2 separate regions of the Homo sapiens genome follow, and region 2 is linked to region 1. A link is a contact called in ENCODE Hi-C or POLR2A ChIA-PET data. All regions are on one chromosome and are shown on one strand. Each heading gives the region's core, a stretch centred on a gene start or an enhancer-like site at or near the end of the contact. The rest is flanking DNA. Distances are from core to core; before and after follow the strand shown. Region 1 holds the start of POLR1G (RNA polymerase I subunit G). Region 2 holds the start of PRR12 (proline rich 12).

Evidence for each region. Hi-C counts contacts between places; a loop is a spot of excess contacts on that map. ChIA-PET counts read pairs that join two places held with the same protein, here RNA polymerase II (POLR2A). Pooled maps may share reads with other maps.
Region 2: a pooled map shows a loop between it and region 1 (6-fold over the local background). The contact joins the promoter of PRR12 here to the promoter of POLR1G in region 1. A Hi-C loop is called at or near these places in 5 of 50 pooled maps. POLR2A ChIA-PET finds 5 or more read pairs at or near these places in 2 of 52 experiments (GM12878 and common myeloid progenitor, CD34-positive).

What each region holds. Positions count from the first base shown.
Region 1 is chr19:45,404,957-45,408,298 of GRCh38, forward strand. POLR1G (RNA polymerase I subunit G) reads left to right here and starts at 1,688. Exons shown (of 3, transcript NM_012099.3): 1 at 1,688-1,762; 2 at 2,138-2,279; 3 at 3,177-3,342. The coding sequence starts at 1,741. It overlaps ERCC1 (ERCC excision repair 1, endonuclease non-catalytic subunit), which reads right to left. Exons shown (of 10, transcript NM_001983.4): 10 at 2,378-3,342. PPP1R13L (protein phosphatase 1 regulatory subunit 13 like) reads right to left here and starts at 113. Exons shown (of 13, transcript NM_006663.4): 1 at 43-113. RefSeq lists enhancers at 1-794, 765-964.
Region 2 is chr19:49,589,802-49,592,911 of GRCh38, forward strand. It overlaps PRR12 (proline rich 12), which reads left to right and starts at 1,381. Exons shown (of 14, transcript NM_020719.3): 1 at 1,381-1,939. The coding sequence starts at 1,854. It overlaps PRRG2 (proline rich and Gla domain 2), which reads left to right. Exons shown (of 7, transcript NM_000951.3): 6 at 99-251; 7 at 570-1,203. The coding sequence ends at 588. RefSeq lists silencers at 200-299, 310-469, 1,330-1,659, 1,820-2,069 and enhancers at 2,053-2,552, 3,040-3,110.

The DNA.
Region 1 (3,342 bases), core at 438-2,937:
GGCTTTTTCAGGGCCTCTGGTCCCCAGGAGGGTGAAACTCACGGATCCGGGCAGATCCTGGCACCTGGGGGCTTCCTCCAGCTCGGGCTCCGGCTTGGGGAGCGGAGAACGGGGCGGGGCAGGAGCTGGGAACAGGTTAGACGACGTGACTTGGGCTGGAGGGAGGCGGGTCCCGGTGGGGAGGGGGAGCCAAGGTCGCCTCGAGCACCTTGGGACTTGTAGTCCCGGAGGGACAGGACGTAGCCCAAGACGATCCCATTTGGATTCACCCAGAGTCCATTTCACAGACAGGAAGGGCGAGGCCCAGAAGCCGAGAGCGACCAGGCCAGGGAGATACAGAAGAGCCGAGACGCCTGCCTCGCTGTGGCTGGAGACTGACTCCTGAGCCCTTGCCCCACCCCTTCAGGCGCACTATCCCCTTTCCTGATCAGTATCCCCCAGGGTCTCTGAGCCCGAATCTCCCCGTCGATAAAAAGCGCGGGTTGGATCTTCAAAGGATGTCCCAGCAAGAGTTCAAAATCTTAGTTTGGACTACAACCCCCAGCAGCCTCCGCGACCGCCCTCGGGCGACTCTTTGCCTCGGGTCCTGTGGGAATTGTAGTCCTGGAGCCCGCAGGGGCTGCACCCCGGTGTCTCTCTCGCCCACGCGAAGGAAACCGTCTGGAGATCCTGGATAGGGGAAACATTTCCCCTTCCCCTTGACCCTCCCTCCGCTCTGGAAAGCCTCTCCCACCTGGGGAGAAGGGGTGCCCCAATTCTGGAGTAGGATCCTAAATCTTGGCAGAGGGGGCGGGAAGTGGCGCTGACACACTGGCCAGGAATGCAGTCGGGTCACCCTGTCTAGCCACCGTCTCGCGGCTCCAACCGCCGCCCAACGCGGGGCGGCCCCAGTGGGAAGGGAAGTGGGTGCGTCCCCCAAATCTGTGTCCACGTGCCGCTGTTTACACGCTCCCTGGGGCAGGGAGGAGTCGCCGATCAGGTCCCTTCCTGAAAGTCATCGAGGTTTCCCACGCATGAGACTAAACCCCCGAGGGCATCTACAAGTCCCATTTGATCCACAAACGCTACACCGTGCCCAGCACCACTCCACGCGTGTGGGGCTCCTGGGTCCGAGGCTCCGCCCTCGAGAACCACAAGCTCCTCCCCCTATGTTTCCCGCTCCCCCGGAGTCCAGAAGCCCCGCCCCTGGCTGGAACTTCACGCCCTCCGGACGGATTGCCCCTATTTCTCCATTTTCCCGCTTCTCCCAGTCAAGTTCTGAACTTGTGAGGCATCTGGGCCTCCCCAGAAGACATTTAACACAGAAAGCACAGCCCTACTAACTAGTATTCTTACCTGTCTCTTCAAGAATTTCAGACCAATCGACCGTCCTGTCTCTTTAAGGCTTAGGAAGAGCAGTGTGGCTGCCCCTTTAAGGAGGCGTTGCAACAAACCATATTGGACAGACGATGGGGGCGACCCATCGGGACCCGACGGGCCTCTGACTCCAGCAATACAGCGAATCAGCGGCTTTCGGGAATACATTTTTCGGAAAAAGACTTCTTCCTCGGTTTTCTGCTCTGCACACGTTGAAATTTTCCCCAGTTTTTCCTGCAGATCGGGAGTCGAGCAATGCCTACCCCCGCGCTCCCGCACCAGTTGGGCGCTCCCGGATGATGCCCTACCCCTTTGGATCCACGTGGTCTGCAACCTGGTGCGAGCAGCCCGGGCTACAGGGTTGCCTGAGGTGTGGGTCCCAGGATGGAGGAGCCCCAGGCCGGCGGTGAGGGTGCGGGTTGACGGGGTGCGGAGGGTGCGTTGGTGGAAGGAGAAAGGGGCGTCCGAGAGGGTTCGGGCGGAAAAGGAGGCGTACCTGCAAGCAGGACTTGCGAAGAGCGTGCATTCCCAGTGGGCGAACGGGAATTCGAACGGAGAGAGGGTTATCTTGTGGGGGGCTACCCGTGGAGAGCAAGGCGCCCCCAGGGGTTGGATCGGTGAAATTGAGGTCGCCCCTGGGGAACAGGTGGGCAGAAAGGAGAAACCAGGTTGAGGGGACTGGAGTGCTCACGAGGTTAAGACCAATGGACCGATAGGCGCGCCCTGCAAGATTGGACCGGCAAGGAGGTGTCAGTCGACCCCATTTCCCCTTCTGCTGCAGATGCTGCTCGGTTCTCTTGTCCCCCCAACTTTACCGCGAAGCCCCCAGCCTCAGAGTCCCCTCGTTTCTCCTTGGAGGCGCTGACGGGTCCAGATACGGAGCTGTGGCTTATTCAGGCCCCTGCAGACTTTGCCCCAGAATGGTGAGTGGTCTTGTTGACGGAAAAGAGGGTCCCGGTCCAGACCCCAAGAGCGGGTTCTTGAATTTGTCACAGGAAAGAATTAGAGGTGAGTCACAGAGCACAGTGAAAGAAACAAGTTTATTGGAAACTACTCCTTTACAGAGTAGAGTGTCCTCAGAAAGCAGGGGGAGAAACCCACAGCCCTTTGTTAGTATTTCTACTTATAAGAAACTATAAGGAACTATAGTTAAACTTGGAGTGTGCAGATAAGCTCACTAAAGGTAGGGGCTATTGGTGTTATCCACGACCATTAATCCTGCAACCTAAGCTTGCTCATTTATGTTATATTTAAGTAATGGGGGCTGCATTCTTAGGACATTTGGACATTCTGCAGGCTTGGTGGAACATGTTCTGTATGGCCATAAATATTCTGTAATTATAATTGGTGGTCAGCCTGGGATGTGGTTATTTTCAGGCCATAAGCATGAACCTTGTAAGTGCCTAGCTACTCACTTTAAGATGGAGTCACTCTAGTCATGTTTTATTAAAAACCAGAGGCCAGCCAGGCGCAGTGGCTGGTGCCTGTAATCCCATCCTTTGGGAGGCCGAGGCGAGCAGATCACTTGAGGTCAGGAGTTCAAGACCAGCCTGGCCAACATAGTGAAATTGTCTCTACTAAAAATACAAAAATTGGCTGGGCGTGGTGGCAGGTGCCTGTAATCCCAGCTACTTGAGAGGCTGAGGCAGGAGAATCGCTTGAACCCAGGAGGTGGACATTGCAGTGAGCCGAGATCATGCCACTGCACTCCAGCCTAGGCAACAGAGCAAGACTCTCTCAAAAAAAAACAAAAAAAAAATCAAAAAACCTTCCCTCTCCTGTTCCACTTAAGCCTCTGCCCTCCCTGTTTCTCTCTGTAGCTTCAATGGGCGGCATGTGCCTCTCTCTGGCTCCCAGATCGTCAAGGGCAAATTGGCAGGCAAGCGGCACCGCTATCGAGTCCTCAGCAGCTGTCCCCAAGCTGGAGAAGCGACCCTGCTGGCCCCCTCAACGGAGGCAGGAGGTGGACTCACCTGTGCCTCAGCC
Region 2 (3,110 bases), core at 131-2,630, 4.2 Mb after region 1:
TGTCACCCTGAGTCTCCGTCTCCTAGATCCCCTCTCTTCCTCCCTAGTCTAGGTATCCTGTAAGTTGCCTCTGCTAACTGTACCTTTGCTGTCCCCAGGGCCGGGCTCATTAGCCCTCTGAGTCCTTTGAACCCTCTGGGCCCACCGACGCCCCTGCCTCCACCCCCACCCCCACCCCCAGGCCTCCCCACCTATGAGCAGGCGCTGGCAGCCTCTGGGGTACACGACGCACCTCCACCCCCCTACACCAGGTATGGGGCGTGGCTTCTGCCCGGGGGCGGGGCGCAGAGGGGTGGGCACGTTGGAGGAGGAACCTGGGCTCAGGGGCGGGACTTGGAATTTGGGCCTTCTTACCTGGGGCGGGGCTTGGAGTGCGGGGGCGGGGCCCCATGCAATGGTCTAGGGGCGTGGCCCAGCGTTGTATGTGTGGAGCCGTATAGGAGGGTGGGGCCTGTGCCCAGAGGGTCCTGGATTGGCTGAGACGCCAAGGGCGGTCGGAGTGGTCCTGGTTGAAGGGGGGAGAAAAACAGCCAGATCTTTGACTCCCTAGTGTGCCTTTCCTCTTGCAGCCTCAGGAGGCCTCACTGAAGAGCTGCTTTCGAGACCCGGCTCTCCGAACCGTGCCCCTGATTCATACCGGATTCCGGAAGCCGCTAGGCCTCATAGACGCCGAAGCTGGACTTGGAGTGGGGAATGGTGGGAGTAGGGGTCATCCGGCCCGAGGCCTGCCCTGGCACACGCGTTTCCGCCGCGTATGGATATACACATGTTTTCGGCAACGTGTTCCCGTGTCCTGGCCCCTCACGGGCCCCCACACTCTCCTGACCGTGAGGGCACTGGTCAGTTCCGCCCCCGTGGTAGGCAGACGCGCGGGGAAATTCGGACCCAGGAGCCCAGCCCCGGCTGTGCCATCTTGTGTATGGGCAGATATGACCTGACAGCCCCCTCCAGTGCCACAGGGTACGCACACGCAGAGCCCCGCCTGTGCACACGCGTGTCTTCGTGCACTCCCCGTGCGGTACAGGGGCACTTCGTAACCCAGGGAAAGGGCGGGGGGCATATTTGCAAGCGCGCTCGGTGCGGGCAGGCTCGCATTGCACCCAGGGAGCTGGAGTTGAGCTGTTCCCCTAAATAAAAACCCTTCGGAAAGGAGACCAAAAAAAGCAGAAATAATGCAAAAAATAATAATGAAATGAACTGCGATCCCGGGCGCATCGGAACTGGTTTTCTGTGCAAACGCGCCCTACACCCCCAGGCCCTGCTCGCGCTCAGTCTCTCTCTCACTCTCCCTTTTTTTTTTTTTTTTTTTGCATTTGCACGGGATTGTGGGAGGAAGCGGAGCGCAGCCAGACACCCCGCCGCCCGCCCCCCCTTCCCCTCCCCCCTCCCCCAGCCGCCTTGTGCAAAGATGGCTGCACCGTGAGCGCAGAGGAGGAGGAGGCGGCGGCGGCGGCGGCGAGAGAGCGAGCACCCAGCGCCTGCACCCACCCCGGGGCCGCCCGGGACGCCCCCTCCCGAGCGCGCGCCCCCCCTTTTCTCTCGCAAGCGCCGGGGCAAAGGCGGAGACAGCGGGGTCCCTCCTCCCCCCTTCCCTCCTCTAGGGGGAACCCCCCTTCCCCCTTCCTTGGCTCAGCGACTGCACCCCCTCCCTTGCCCGCCCCTCCGCCCCTGCCCCCTCCCTCCCCCGCCCGGGGCCTTCCCGGGCCTTCGGCGGCTGCAAAGAAAAAAAGAGAGAGAGAAAAGGGGGGAAAAAAAAGCAGCAGCGGAGGGAGCGGCGGCGGAGGAGAGCGCGCGCGCGCCCCCTCCCTCCCTCCCTCCCTCCCCCTCCCCCCAATTTCCACCGCGGCCAATTCATGGACAGGAACTACCCCAGCGCCGGCTTCGGGGACCCGCTCGGCGCCGGGGCGGGATGGAGTTACGAGAGGTCAGCGAAAGCTAGGTAAGGAGCTGAGGGTGGCCTAGAGAAGGGGGCCAAGGGGTGGGAGCCCAGCCGGGCCGGGCCGGGCCGGGCCGGGCCCGCCCGGCGACGCGTGCATCGCAAACTCCCCTCCGGCTTGCAAGGGAGCGGCCTTCCTCGGTTTGTAACAACGCCGCCGCCCCAGTTTGCAAATTGCAAACTCCGCCAAAGCCAGCTCCGGCATGCAAAGGGAGAATTGCAGCGGGAAAATGGGGGTGCAAAACAATTTCGGACGGGAAGGCCTTGGGAAGGTGGGAGGGACTGGCGAAGCAAGGCCTGGACTTCCCCCCATCCTTGGATTCCCGGCTTGGTGACCCCTCCCCCCCGCGCCCCAGGCACTGCTCTTGCAAAGGTGGGAAGAAGAGAAGAATTAGAACGCAGATCTGGGGGGCGCGAACCCCCTCTCAGGTCCTATTGTTCCGGGACTGTGCGAGGCCGCGCCACTAGGCGCCCCCCCAAGAATTCCGCGCGCAGAGTGGGCACGGGGCCCCGCCCCCTTCCTAAGCTGGGGTTGTGTGTGTGTAAGGGAGGGGGTCAGGCGTCTGGGACACGCCCCCTTTAATGCCCCCACCCCCAAAGGCAGAGAATCCTAGTTGATCGCAAGGAGTGGAGCGTTTGCCCTCTTGAGTCTGGCCACGGACTGGTGCCGTTGCATGGGAAGAGTCGGATGTTTCCCGGGTGTGTGTTTGTGTGTCTGAGCGTGGGCCCTGTGCGTGCGTGGCTGGCAGCGTGTTCACCTGTGAATCTGCCCCTTTCCTGTTGCTTATTGGTGTGGCGCCCTCACACTTCACCTATCCCCAGCACCTCCCCCCCAACACACCTGGATTTCCCAGCAGGGCATAACCCCAAGTGTGTCAGGATTTTCCGTGTGGGATTCCTCCGTCTATATCTTTTCTTCCCCACGGGTGAGTTGGATACCCGTTTGCACACATACCTGGCATTGCATGGGCCCATGCATTTGAACCTCAACCCCCGGGGATGGTCGGTGTTCTTGTTCACACTTGTACCTGGTACTTTCCCCAGGTCTTATTCCCTCTTCTCTCCACCCCCCAAACCGTTGCCGCTTGGGAACCGATCTTCCTCCTGCTCCCAACTTGTTCTGCACCACCCCATGAAGTTCAGGGCCTATGTGTTCCCGTGTGTCTACGGAAGA